2 separate regions of the Homo sapiens genome follow, and region 2 is linked to region 1. The links are chromatin contacts, found by Hi-C or POLR2A ChIA-PET in ENCODE. All regions are on one chromosome and are shown on one strand. The core of a region is the stretch at or near the end of the contact, and the rest is flanking DNA. Distances in the headings are between cores, read along the strand shown.

Region 1 (6,812 bases), core at 290-2,789:
GACCAAGTGATCCACCTGCCTCGGCCTCCCCAAGCGCTGGGATAAAAGGCCTGAGCCACCACGCCAGGCCCACAGTATTCTTAATATCCAAAACACATCATATACAAAAATTGGGAACATAAATGTCCATCAACTGAAGAGTAGTCACATATTATTCAATAGACTATTACACAGTAATAATACAATACCATGAAATAGCATGGGTGTGTCCCACAAACAATATGCTGAGAATACTACGTGATTCCATTAACATGAAGCTCAAAACAGAGAAAACTAAAAGCAGATAAGAGAAGTTAGAATACAGATGGGAAAACAAGGATATAACTGACTTGGAAGAAGCACAGGAAAATAGGATGATGGAAATGTTCTATGGTTATAATTTGATATATCTGGTGGTTCCACAGGGTAATAAGTATGTAAAAATTCATTGAGCTGTACAATTAAGATTCGTGCTCTTATTGATTTCATATGTATTTTATGCCTCGACAAAAACAAAGAGAAAAATGCAGCTTCTAAACTGGTTGGAACTGTGTTTATTTAGGCCAAAATCCTCTGAGCCACAAATACTGGAAATCCATCTTTTTTCATTCTTTTAGTTACATGACAACTTTAAACAAATGGTACAAGAACAATAATACAAAATGAACGCTAACACTCAGTCCTAAAATACTTGGCTTCTTACTTCCAAGATCGAAGCTACTATTTTAATACAACATTCAAAAAACAACATTAATTACCAGACATGAAGGCCCTGCTCCCGCGAGCCTTGAATGACGGTGAAACGTCACGACATCCCATATCTATCTCAAAAGCACGCTAGAAAATACCTCCAAGTTTAACAAGCCAAGGACTCAGGAAGAGAAGCTTCAGATGTATAATCAAACTATCATACCGCCAATACCATCATCACAAACAGAAGTATCACTGTCGTGCTTCCTGCGTTGCTCAAGGGTAGAGTCATTTTTAAGGTGCATTCTCCGACAACGCCAGAGGCTCCCCATCTCCTCCGCCCCACTGAGCCCTCCACGACAGAGCATCTTTACCGGCGCTCGCTCTGCCATCTACAGATAAAGAGGGGCTGAGGGCAGAACTATTTTAACGCGATGACGAGGTCACCACTGATTAAAAAGTTTATCCACTGAGAGGAGCAGAGATGGTGATGAATAGGTAAAAACAAAACGAAACAAAACAAAACCCAACACTGACAAGCGAACCAATCGTCTCTGGCCGCGCTTTCCCTAAAACCGGTGCCGACTCCGGCAGGCTCATCCCTGAGAGACAGGGCCCCCCGCAGGACCGGTCCGCTAGGCGACCCCACCCGACCACACAGGAGCCCGCAGCCCCGGCGCCCGCACCGCCCGGGCCGGAGCCGGCGGGAGTCGCGGACCGGCGGGCGAGGCCGGGCCAGGTACTCACCGCGCTCGCCCGCTCTGCGCTCCACCGCCTCCTGCGCCGCGGGGACACCCGGGCGGCGCCTCACGCCTTGGGCCCGCCGCCGCCTCAGCCACCCACCCCCGGGCGCGCCGCCGCGCCTGAGAGGCCACTTCCGGCGCGCGCGAGGAAATGAAGCCGCCGCGCGCCCGCGGCCCCGCCCAGGAAGCTCCGCCACTGGCAGCTGGGTACCGATTCATCACCGACGTGTTTAAAGTATCCGTGTGTGTGCCTCCAAAAACCGTTTGTGGAGACAGCAGAGTGCCCGAGGCAGGAAACCGCTCCGGCCTGGAGGCGCCCCTGCCCGGACTCGTGGACTGCAGCGCTGTCCCGCTCGGAAGCCGATCCTGGGAGTCCGAGCGGGGCCGCGGGGCCTGCGTGGCAGCCGAGTCGAGGGCTTCGGGCCGCGGGGCTGTGGAGCGCCCCTTGGCGCTGGGCCGCCGGCAGCCGTGAGCGCATCACTGCATTTCCCTGGAGGAATTCCTCATCTGTTGAATGAGGGAGTTGAGGCGGACACGCTGGGAAATGGCTTCGAGCTCACACACTGATTTTCGTGAGTGGAAAGAGAAGCCCTTTCTTAGGCGTCTTCCATACCACTGCATGTTCCAGGGTCCTCCCTGGGCTCTCTGTCTCCCACGCCACCGCGAGCACGGCCTAAGCGGGCGAGCGAAGGCGCGACGGCGCCGAGAGCCGGCTGTGGTGGGTGCCGGGCGCGTCACCGCGGGCTGGCGGGGGAGGGGACGCTGGGAAGCTCTCCAGAAAGAGGAGCCGCCACCGAGCAAATTCCCATCTGCCACGCACCGCAGAGCCTCGCCCTCCGCCGCCAGCATTTTCTTTCTTTGTTCTCCTAGCCCTACAAACGCTGGGTTTCCTTTCTCATTCGTGGACTTTTTTCCCTGGATCCTTCTTACTGCTCCTACCCTGTGGCCGCACGTCTGGCAGATGCGCGGCGGGCGCTGCCTGAACCCCCGAATCCTCACAAGCCTCTGTGCAGCGGCCACGGCCCTCAGCTAGCGGCGGGGAGACTGAAGCCGCAGGGTCAGGGTTAGTTGCCACATGTTTTAAATTCCTATCCAAACTTCCATTATAATTGTTTTTATTTATTTATTCATCTATTTTTTGAGACAGGGTCCCGCTCTGTCGCCCAGGCTGGAGTGCAGTGGAGCGATCACGGTTCACTGCAGCCTCCCCACCTCCGACTCCAGCGATCCTCTCGCCTCAGCCTCCCGAGTAGCTGGGACCACAGGTGCATGCCACCATGCCCGGCTAATTGTTAATATTTTTTTTGGTAGAGATGGGGCCTCCCTCTGTTGCCTAGGCTGGCCTTGAACTCCTGGGCTCAAGCGATCTTCCAGCTTCGGCCTCCCAAAGTGCTGGCATTACAGGCGTGAGTCACCCCGCCTGGCAAGAATTGTTGTTTTGAAACTAACTGAGGTTCTCCCATCAATGGATTTAAATTGTTACTTTTTAATGATTTTTTTTTAAGTAGCCAAATACTAAATGTATGTAATTTGAATGTGGAGAGAAGATAATGCATGATTCAAATTATGTGGCTGATCATGGGTGATACACTGGGATATAGTTGTAAAATAAGTAGTTCTCCTAGGGAAAATATTAAAGTACAACTGTGTTGGGTTTAATATCAGAAAAATGTAATTAAAAACATTTCCTGCCAATAATTTCCAATCTGATACTTAAACAAAACAAAACAATAAAAGTTTCCCATCTCTTTCGGGCCTTTTAAATTTCTACCAAAAGTAAGTGATGCTGGCTGATTCCCCTGCTATAGCAAGTTGTGAATAAATAGCCTTTGCTGGTTTCCACAGTTTTCCTGGTGATCCCATGGTAAGTCTGTACTGCTTGTCCCTGAGGTCCCCAGGCTTCCACCCATTGTGCCACCCAGAGGCCCCTCATGCCTCCATGTTCTCGGCCTATCAGGTGCGCCGATGTGGTCAGCACTAGGGCTCACCTCACTCTGCGTGGAGGTCTCTGGCTATTTATTCTCAGTTTGGTACTCTGGTTTTGTTATTGATTCTCATTTGTCTGGCATCTCTAGTGGAATCAGGCCATTCTTTTTATCCCTTTTCACTGTATTTTGTGTTAGTGTTTAGTGTTGTGCTGTCAAAAAGTGCTGCTTGTCATAAGAAGGAAAACCGTAGGAAAGGACACAGGCATGGGGCTCATAAGCCTCTTGTTTGAGCCAGCCTCGCAGCTCATGATTTAGCAGTTCTCATCACACCGGCCTCTACTTGGAGAAACTTTGCTGTGGGTTTCCAGTAAAACTGAATGAGGTTCTCCTTCCGTCTCGCTTTCATGTCCTGAGAGACACAAACATTCCATTTCTCGCCAGCCTCACCAGCCAGCATTCATGGTGTTGTCTAAGTTTAAATCTCCTCCTCCAGAAAAAACTCCTGCTTCTTACATATACTCTCTAACAATTCTAATCCTTACGCCCATCTCTGAAAAGCATTAACTTCACCAAGGTTGATTTGGTGAAGATCTTATTTGGAGAACATCTAACTTGAACAAAATTGCTCATTTGAGAGATGCCTTAGAAACGAAAGAGAATAAGATTTCTTAGGCCCAATGAGCAGCCTTTTTTGATTGGTAGTCAGAGGTCTCCAAATGATATTCTGATTCAAAAAGTGCTTCCCTGAAAGACTCTGGCTAAAGCTGATGAGCGATTTGGCAAACTTAAGCAGCAACAACCTAGACTCATTTTCCTAGTAAATCCTTCTGCTTATCATCCATTTGCTTCCCTAATACAGCTCTCCCTCTTCTCCCCCTTATCCTTCTGATCTCTTCCCTTCCACACATCTGTCCACACTTCTCTTCCTCTTGTCCAGATCCCTGCCCTTTCACAACAACCCTCCTATGACCCCAGGATGCCAGCTGCCTCTCTGAAGGCCTATTCCTCCATGAGCCCCATATACAGACAACTGTGGAATTTAAACCTTAGACCCAAGCTAAATTAATAACCATAATTAAGGATTTCCCCAAACCCAGGCAAGATCAGCAACTATGCATAAAATAATTAAGAATACTTTGGTCAGGCACTATGGCTCACACCTGTAATCCCATCATTTTGGAAGGTGAATCAGTGAGGACTGCCTGAGCCTACAAGTTAGACCAGCATGAGCAACATAGTGAGATCTCCATCTCTATGGAAAAAAAAACCCAGGCATGGTGGTGTGTGCCTGTAGTCCTAGCTACTCAAGAGGCTAGATGGGAGGATCACTTGCGCCCAGGAGGTTGAGGCTGCAGTGAGCCATGATTGCACCACGGGCACTCTAGCCTTGGTGGCAGAGCAAGACCCTATCGCAAAGCGGCGGGGGGAAGCATGTGACCCAGTGTTACCTAACCCATATCAACTTGTACACATTGACCAGAACCTTGCATGCTAAATCCTGAATGGCAAAAGTTGACTAGACTCCCCCAAAAGGGATCCTAGGATCCCACTGTCCACAATAAAACTGAAGAGTTAACAAAGAGGCTCAAAACATAGGGCAAAGTCTTCTAAAAGCCATATCTCAAACATTCCCCCCACCAAAAAGATTAGACCATAATCCCTTGTCATGCAAAAACAAACAAACAAACAAAAGGACCTGCAGGAGTTTTTTTTGGGATAGGCTAGAAAATACATTGTATCATTTGGGAGTCTAGAAAGTGGCCCTTTCATTGCTTGTTGTCAAGGAGCTAAATCTGAAATCGGAGACCTAATCAAAAACAGAAATGAGAATGGGAAATAGCCCCTTAACCTGAACTACAACACCTGGCAGACATTTTAAAAGTGCTTTAGAACAAAAATAAGACAGGACCTAAAATTAACTTGTGGCCCTGCTGATCAAACAGCTGGGTAGCCCCTCCCCAACCAGTCAGCTACTGACAAGGGCACTTATAGATACTGTATACAGAAAGGACACTGAGAAAAAAAGATTGTTCAACTTAGAAAACAAAAATCAAGACAAAAAGAAAAATCCCTCACTTGAGATCAATGAGGTGCACTGGGGAAAGGAAAAGCACCAATATCCTGCAATACCTTTAAACACCTGCCATGCATTAACCATACATAGAAATGGTGCGTTGGTTTTCCTAGGGTTGCTGTAACGATTTACCACAAACCGGTTGGTGTAAAACTGCAAAAACCGTAACATCACCCTTGGTTATTCAGCACTCTAACTGGGGAGTTACTGACTCATTGTTTATGCAAACAATCAGAGCAATGTTCTCATCTGTGGGAATCCTGTTGTCATAAACTTATCATTAACCCTGGCAGAAGTCATTAGCAATGCCCCTTCTTCCCTAGATGGGGCACCTATCAGTCTCAACTCATTGGCATGAGTAGTGATGGACAGTCTCATTGCTGTAGATTTCTTGTTGGTTGGTGATGGCCTCTGCCACTGCTAATACTGCATCTGGATCAGTGAAACAAGAGAAGGTAGAACAGGTCACACATCACCTTGAGGCAAAAGCTATTTGGCTTTCTAAGGTTGATCCTCATGGCCTATATGGGATTTGCTCTTGGCCTGCATTGGTCAGCTGAGGTTTGCGTTCAAAGCGTCTCACAGGGACAGTTGCTCTTGTTTCTGTCATAGTGGTCCTGATGTTGTTCCACTGCATCCCATTCTTGTCAAATGAGCACTGTGATGCTATAACAACAGAAGGATCAAGATCTCACAATACGGTTGACCAGAGAGACAACTGAATAATCTCTGAGCAGTGAAGAGCTGGATCTCTAGACTTCCTTGAGTTGGCCAACCTTTTACAAACAAGAAAATGACCGACAAGGGGGACTAAGAGACTGAACATGCAAACAGACAATGGCCAGACCACATACGGCCAGAGGATTTGAATCAGATTCTCTGCAGAACTAGCCAGGAAGCCAAACCACAGCCTCTGTAACAATTATCCCAGAATGGTTAGGACTTGGTCAGGAACTGCAAGCTTCCCTATTTTTTGCCCACTGAACTAAACAGAGAAAGCCACCTGTGTCCCCCAAACCAATCACATAAGAGGCCCTCCTCCTGGTTAGCTGCCTCCAGCTTCCCCAGGCCAACAAGCCCCAATCACAGCATCCCTGAAGGCTTCTCCTCACCCTCCCCACCTTTTATTTTTTACTATAAGGCTTTCCCACTCCTCTGCCTGCTTTTGAGTGTCTGCCAAAAGTAAGTGATCCTGGCTGACTCTCTTGCTATAGCAAGTTCAGAACCAGTGGCTCCTGTGGGTTCTCATATGGGTAGCCTTTGCTTATTTCTACAAAGTTAAAGATTAGAGGTAATTGTGTGAATATCTCTTTAAAAATAGTGTCCAACCACACTTCCTCTACTTTTTCCAGTGACTGTCTTGTGAGACACTACAGCTCTTCCATCCTTGGTGTCATT
Region 2 (7,653 bases), core at 2,827-5,326, 2.9 Mb before region 1:
CGCCTGCAACCACGCCCGGCTAATTTTTTGTATTTTTAGTGGAGACGGGGTTTCACCGGTTTAGCCAGGATGGTCTCGATCTCCTGACCTCGTGATCCGCCCGCCTCGGCCTCCCAAGGTGCTGGGATTACAGGCGTGAGACACAGCGCCCGGCCCTATCATCATTTCTTTATGTCTCTTTTCTATATGTTTTTTCTTTTACATAGTGGATATCAAATTTTATATCACAGTTTTGTGGGCTGATTTTTCCACTTAATATTCTAGCACTGGGCTGGGCATGGTGTCTCACGCCTGTAATCCCAGCACTTTGGGAGGACAAGGTGGGTGGATCATTTGAGGTCAGGAGTTCGAGACCTGCCTGGCCAACATGGTGAGACCTCCCCCGCGCCGACCCGCCATCTCTACTAAAAATATAAAAATTAGCTGGGTGTAGTGGTGTGCTCCTGTAATCCCAGCTACTCAAGAGGCTGAGGCAGGAGAATCGCTTAAACCTGGGAGACGGAGGCTGAAGTGAGCTGAGATCGTGCCACTGCACTCCATCCTGGGTGACAGAGTGAAATTCATCTCAAAAAATTAAAGTAATAATAGTAATAATACATAAATATTCTAGCATTAGTATCATCTCATCTCATCAGAACTCTTCAAAATATTTGTATGTACTGCAGCTCAATTAGAGGTGGTCTCTGACTTTCATCAGCTTCTCCCTGGGCTCCATGACACTGGCCTGGAGTGACTCATTGCTCTGGTTGGTTGAGAGAGCTCCTTTGCCAACAGGCCTCCAAGTCAGGGCTGGGATTTGTTTCCTTTCCACATTCTAGCAACAATATGCTGGCCACTTCCTGAACAGGGAGGGTGGGAGGAGCCAGCATGGAACAAGCTGCCACTTTCTAGAGTAGCCAGACTTGCCCCTGGGCCTGTCAGCACCTACTGATGACCTTCTGTGCCTGCAGGATGGAATGTAGGGGTGAGCTGTGTGACTCTATGGTACAGACTGGTCCAGGTTCCTGGAGGTCACACTCTGGGGCTGCCAGCCAAAGGGTGCCCTTAAGTTGGAGTGTGGGTGACTTCCTGAACAGAGCTGGCACTGGGGAGGGGGTGCTCGGGGTCCTTTCTCTTCTAACAGGCCCCAGTTTTGTCTCAATGACAGTGTTTCTACACCTGTGGGTTATGACAAAGACAACTGCCAAAGAATCTTCAAGAAGGAGGACTGCAAGTATATCGTGGTGGAGAAGAAGGACCCAAAAAAGACCTGTTCTGTCAGTGAATGGATAATCTAATGTGCTTCTAGTAGGCACAGGGCTCCCAGGCCAGGCCTCATTCTCCTCTGGCCTCTAATAGTCAATGATTGTGTAGCCATGCCTATCAGTAAAAAGATTTTTGAGCAAACACTTGAATATGTGTGTCCTTTTAATTTATAATTTATGTATGCATTGATTTAATACACATTATAAAGAATACAAAACATTTAAAAAGGGAGACAAAACTACATATGAATGGCCGGGCACAGTGGCTCATGCCTATAATCCCAGCACTTTGGGAGGCCAAGGCAGGCGGATCATTTGAGGTCAGGGGATCGAGAACAGCCTGGCCAACATAGTGAAACCCCGTCTCCACTGAAATACAAAATTAGCGTGGTGGCAGGCACCTGTAGTCCCAGCTACTCGGGAGGCTGAGGCAGGAGAATCACTTGAACCCGGGAGGCGGAGGTTGCAGTGAGCCAAGATCACATCAGTGCACTCCAGCCTGGGTGACAGAGTGAGACTCCGTCTCAAAAAACAAGCAAACAAACAAACAAACCCAAACCCAAACAAAACAAAACAAAACAAAATACATATGAATAAAAGTTCTATTTTTCCTAAACTCTATAATAGGTCATTGTGCATCCCTTACTCAGGGGACCACTGCCACTCTTACTGTTTCTGATGTCTGCACTCTGCTGCCCGTGTCCTGCTGTCTGGTGAACGATGAAAAAAATGTGTGTCTTCAAGCTGGAATTAGATCCCTTCTTTTCTTTACGGTGTTCCTGTTTATCCCTCCTTCCTCTTCATCAGGAAGTGTCTTCTATGATGTGTCCCCCACATTCCTCTGTGTTTGCTTGAGGTCAAAGCAGCTTAGAACAAGAAACAGCTTAGAACAAGCCTGTAAAACAGCTTAGAACAAGCCTGAAGAAAGTGCCCCCAAGACCACATGCAGCCCGAGGGGAATTAAAGGCCAGGGGCTCTGCCTTGCAGATGGAGAGTGGCCTGGGTGCAAGGCCCCAGCATCAGCTACCTCTTGCTACACACAGACCACCGAAAACTTAGTGGCTTAAGACAACGACAACATTGATTCTCTTTTAACTGTTTCTGTGTTAAAGAACATCTGTTCACTCAACAGGTCTGTACTGAGCACCTGGGCCAGGCAGTGCTCTAGACCTGGGGATACAGCAGTGAACCAGAGAGATTTCAGGAGAGAACCCTGTTCTCCTGGGGCTTGGACTCAGCTGTGTGTACGTGACAGATCAGAAATGAGCAAACAGTCATCTGTTGAACAATCAGTGGGCAACTGATAAAGAGCTTTATTTTCCCCTGTCCCCTATCTGTTTAAACATGCTATGTGGGCCAGTTGAGCAATCTAGACAGGTCCCTTAGCTTTCTTGTTCACCTTCAGATAATTTAAAAAAGTGGTCTGAGTTACATTTTGAGTTACACAAAGTCTCATTCCAGGGGCTGCATCTGAATTGAGAGGGAATGGGGGACAGGAGAGTTAAGGGCTCCTTCTGCCTGAGGTCATGTTCTAGGCTGACTTCCTCATGGGACTTTTGTGGGCTTCTCTCTCCACAGCTCCCCTTCCACTCACAGCCTATGACTGTTATCTTAGCTTCTGCATCGTAATCTATGTCTCCTATTGTTTTCTAATGAGGTTGCCTTGCCCCTTGTAGCAGAGTCACTCTTGGATGAGATCCATAAAACCCTGCTATGATCACCTCCTTTGCTGCGGAATGTGGGGAAGCAGTTGGCAACTGAGTATGGAGGACCTCTGTCAAAACTGAGACAGAAAGAAGTGCTATTTAACATCTAGTCACAAGTAAATAATGTGGGTTATAATCTGGGCTGTAGGCTGGACGTGGTGGCTCATGCTTGTAATCCTAGATCAGGTGGGAGGATCGCTTGTGCCCAGGACTTTGAGACCAGTCTGGGTAACACAGCAAGACCCTGTCTCTACAAAAAAATTTAAAAACCGGGCATCATGGCGCATGTCTGTAATCCCAGCTACTCAGCAGGTTGAGGCAGGAGAATCGCTTGAACACAGGAGGCAGAGGTTACAGCAAGCCGAGATTGCGCCACTGCGCCTGAGCGACAGAGTCAGACCCTGTCTCAAAGAAAAAAGAAAAGAAAAAAAGAATCTGGGTTCTGCCATTTATTTATTTACTCAATTTTTTTTTTTTTTTTTTTTGAGACGGAGTCTTGCTCTGTCGCCCGGGCTGGAGTGCAGTGGAGCGATCTCGGCTCACTGCAACCTCTGCCTCCCAGGTTCAGGCAGTTCTGCCTCAGCCTCCCGAATAGCTGAGGCTATACGCGCGAGCCACCACGCCTGGCTAATTTTTTTGTATTTTTAGTAGAGAAGGAGTTTCACCGTGTTAGCCAGGATGCTCTCCATCTTCCGACCTCGTGATTCGCCCGCCTCGGCCCCCAACGTGCTGGGATTACAGGCGTGAGCCACTGCTCCCGGCCTATTAACTCAATCCTTAGAAAAACAAATGTGGCAAAGGTGGAATCATACAACATATGGCCTTTTGTGTCTTACGATATTCATTTTTGCATCTGAATGTTCAAACTAAATAATATCTACCTTGTGAGGCCATCTGAATCACTTAGGATGGTCCTTGGCACCAAATTTGCCTTCAAAAAAGCATTTGCTTCATTTAATTTCGATTTATTCACGAAGGACTAAAGGACACTGCAAGGGCGGGGAGGGAGTGTGCGCCTGCGCTCTGCGCCTCCTAGAGGGCAGTCAAGGGCTTCTGGCTGACCCGAGCGGAGATCTCGCGAGACTGTCAGACGTATGGCGAGAGGTGTGGGAGGAAGATTGTGTTGTCGCGAGAACTCTGCCTTTGGGCCGTAGGTTAGTGTGGGGCCGTGTCTCAGTCCACCCAAGGTCTCCTCGGATCGCCTGGAGAGGCACTCGGACCTGGTAAGAACGCTGTGGGCCGGGTGGAGGCTCGATGACCGCTGGCCCGCTGGGCCCGGGCTTGTCCGCCCCTTCCCGACCCGACCGACACCGGGACCGGTCTGCCTTCTCCTTCCCTTCCCTCCCCTCCACACGCCAGGCCCGGGCACCTCTTCCTGCCTGCCCGCCGGGCCCGGGCCTGTCTTCTCCCCTTCCGGCCACACGCCGGGCCCGGGCCTACGTTCTCGCCTTCCCGCCACACGCCGGGCCCGGGCTTGTCTTTTCCTCCCCGACCCTCCTCGTGCCCGGCCGTGGGCCTGTCCTTTCCTCCCCGACCCTCCTCACACCCGGCTCGGACACCTCCTGCTCCCCGCCGGCCTTCCCCTCTCTTTAGGTGTGACAGCTCCAAGTTTCCTGTTTCTCTCGCCTCTTGCTTGGATGTGGGGCGAGGCGAGGTCTGTTTTGCCGGACGGGCACAGAACATAATCCATTTCTAGCTTGTCAGGTGGAAATGCAAAGAAGATATTGGGTTTTTTTGGCCCTCTGTGTGCCAAACACATACTGTCACATTTAATTCTCCCAATAATCCCGAAAAGTAGCTTGATTATCTCTGTTTTACAGCTGAGAAGAGTAAGGCTTGCTCATTCATTGGTTCATTCCACCAGCAATCATTTATTTGGTGCCTGTATGTTCAGGATGTTGAGGATAGCAATGAAAAAAATGGACACCTAATTCTCATGGAACTAAATTCTTGTTGTGGGGAAAACAATAATCATAATCTTACGTGGCACGGGATTTAACATGGAATGATGCCATCAAGAATGGCAGAAGTAGAATGACAGAAGTCAGAGTGCTGAATTTATCTGACCCCAAAGGCAGAGCTTTTTTACTTTTAACTGTGCCTTTTTGTGTCACTTTCTAATCAGGGTCGGGTTCACCACAGTAATTGCCTTTTGGATGGACTTAGCTTTCCACCACGCACTTGGTAATTTGGAACTAAGTTTATAGAGACTCTTGAGTTACTTATTGGAATGAGGATGGCACAGGAAGTCATAGTTGGCCCATTTTTATACCGAGATCCTAGTGTGACATTTCCAAACTTTAAAGTACTTGAGACCGTTTGAGAAAGACTTACCCTAAGGATGCAGTGGCTTAGGCAATTTACTTGGTTTTCTCATTTGAAGATTTGCTAGCTTGCAGATTTGTTCAGATAAGTAAATGAGATTATGTATGTAAAGTCCAGCACAATAACGTTCCTTTCATTTTCTCCTTTCCTGCCTTCCAGGGAGCCTTTGTCCTTGGGTCTCTAAGGAAAATCCTACTCTTTGAAAGTTTTGTGGTAGTTTTTATCTAAATAAATCTCTACAATTACATTATTACCTTTGTGCAAACAGGCATTTCGGAAATGGAAAAACATGTTGAGCTATGGAAGGGGAGGAAGATGTCCTTCTCAAAGGGAGAGAAGATATTTTAGAACTACATAGTACCCCTCACCCCCCCCTTTTTTTTTTTTTTATTAAATCAGTATAGCTGTGCCAGAATCTCAGGATCCGGTGTAGGGGTTTCATAAAACTCCATAGGATATCCTGACACATATCCCTCCCCCGGTTGAGAGTCCCTAAGTTAGTGTTTTATAATACTTTCCCTCACATAGTGTTAGCATTCAGAGCCAGTCATTGCTGCTGCTGATGGACTTTGAACTCAGTCTCTTATTTCAAAGAATTAGTATTTTCTGCTTGGTTGGTGAATCTATGACACGAGTTCTCCTCTAGGTGGCAAGCTCACCATTGTGTTCTCAGGGACTATCACAGTAGTGTCAGTTTAGGTACTCAATAAATAGTTGTTGGATGAATACATAATACCTTAATACTTAATGATTCCTTCAACATACCAGGTGTGGTTAGGGACTTTGGACTCAGATCTGGGATTAAATCTTGGCTCTTCTACTTGGGAGTTTGTGACTGTAGGTAATATATTTAACCTTGTCAAGTCTGCTTTTTTTTTTTTTTTAATTAATGGTGATGATAATAGCCACTTTAATGAGGGCTAATTGAGATAGTGAGTTTTTTAAAAAAAGGCTCGGCACATAGTAGACTAGATGTAAATACTTACTGAATTCATTTACTCAGTAATTAATTGTTGAACACCTACTATACAACAGTGAACAAAAAGACAAAGTCCCCGCCATGTGGAACTTACCTTCTAGTATGTTTTCTGAAGGGAGATCAGAAAATAAATGGTTGCTACGTGCCAGACTGTGGTTAGTACTATGGAGAGTAATAAAGCATATTAAGGGGGATTGGAGGCAAGACTTTTAAAAATAAAAGATGGTGAGGAATGGCCTCAATGAGAAGATGACCTCTGAGCAGACACCTGAAGGAAGTGAAGGCCTGGGCTCGAGGATACCTGGAGGAAAGCGCAAGGGCCCTGAGGCAGAAGCATCCTTGTTAAGCTAAAGGAGCAGCAGGAGGAGAAGAGTAAGGGTAGAGGGGAAGAGTAGGTAGCAGTCATGAGGTTTCTGCAAGAGTCCTGGAGAGAGATGATGGTAATGAAATTGATGAACTTTATGTCTTTCTTTGTTATATCCTGTTCTTTGACTAAAAGTAATAAAAATAGGTAATACTTCTATAGCTCTTAATGTGCATCAGGCACTATTTTAAGTGCTTTACATATATTAGTCATCAGATCTTTCCAAGAAAGTATACCTAGCCTCAGAAAATGAAGATTTGTCACTCTTTAGGATATACAGTGGAATGTGCTGCTGGTTCAGAGAGCACTTTCTCAAGCAGTACTGAAATCAGCAGTGAATTCACTGCCTCTGTTCACATACTGGTTAGGTTGCAAAGGCAAGCCTAAAGTGTCGATAACAGACCACCCAACCAGTATGTATGCATTGGGTTAAGTTCAGTTTCATGGAAGAACTGTAGAAGGCCATGGCATTTTTTATTACTCTTCTTGCTACTTTTTAGTCCTTTTAAAATTTTCATCCAAGGTTTTCATCTTGACTTTGTTTTCATACAGTTATGTCTGGACACATTGCTTCAACATAGAACGCACATGAACAATGTGGAGGTCTAGGCTGGAATGGGGGCCCAGTTGACCACTTTTGCTCTAGCTGGTAGGCATTAATACTATCTCCATGCATGTCAGTTAGAGGAGCTGCCATATTGTCCTTAGCTTATCTTCTTTGATTGTTAAATCATAACATTGCAATGCTTAACTTCTGATATGAATGACTACAGTCTTAAGTCTTAATCATTCTTTTTTTTTTTTTTTTTTTTGAGACGGAGTCTTGCTCTGTCAGGAGGCTGGAGTGCAGTGGGCGATCTCCGCTCATTGCAAGCTCCGCCTTCCGGGTTCACGCCATTCTTCTGCCTCAGCCTCCCGAGTAGCTGGGACTACAGGCACCCGCCACAACGCCCAGCTAATTTTTTGTGTTTTTTAGTAGAGATGGGGTTTCACCGTGTTAGCCAGGATGGTCTTGATCTCCTGACCTGACCTCGT

The links. Hi-C counts contacts between places; a loop is a spot of excess contacts on that map. ChIA-PET counts read pairs that join two places held with the same protein, here RNA polymerase II (POLR2A). Pooled maps may share reads with other maps.
Region 2: a loop to region 1 is called in a map of CD8-positive, alpha-beta T cell, with 12 times the contacts of the local background. The contact joins the promoter of NCOA4 here to the promoter of CSGALNACT2 in region 1. A Hi-C loop is called at or near these places in 1 of 168 maps with a recorded cell type or tissue (CD8-positive, alpha-beta T cell) and 3 of 50 pooled maps. POLR2A ChIA-PET finds 5 or more read pairs at or near these places in 1 of 52 experiments (Panc1).

What each region holds. Positions count from the first base shown.
Region 1 is chr10:43,133,172-43,139,983 of GRCh38, reverse strand. It overlaps CSGALNACT2 (chondroitin sulfate N-acetylgalactosaminyltransferase 2), which reads right to left and starts at 1,539. Exons shown (of 8, transcript NM_018590.5): 1 at 1,417-1,539. CSGALNACT2-DT (CSGALNACT2 divergent transcript) reads left to right here and starts at 1,591. Exons shown (of 1, transcript NR_186456.1): 1 at 1,591-3,160. RefSeq lists silencers at 1,003-1,072, 1,183-1,682, 1,853-1,912, 2,043-2,242, 5,245-5,314.
Region 2 is chr10:46,027,046-46,034,698 of GRCh38, reverse strand. It overlaps NCOA4 (nuclear receptor coactivator 4), which reads left to right and starts at 4,076. Exons shown (of 10, transcript NM_001145263.2): 1 at 4,076-4,173. It overlaps LOC105378287 (a long non-coding RNA gene), which reads right to left and starts at 3,924. Exons shown (of 3, transcript XR_945923.4): 1 at 3,832-3,924; 2 at 1,915-2,110. MSMB (microseminoprotein beta) reads left to right here. Exons shown (of 4, transcript NM_002443.4): 4 at 1,148-1,386. The coding sequence ends at 1,277. RefSeq lists an enhancer at 4,031-4,100 and a silencer at 4,461-4,550.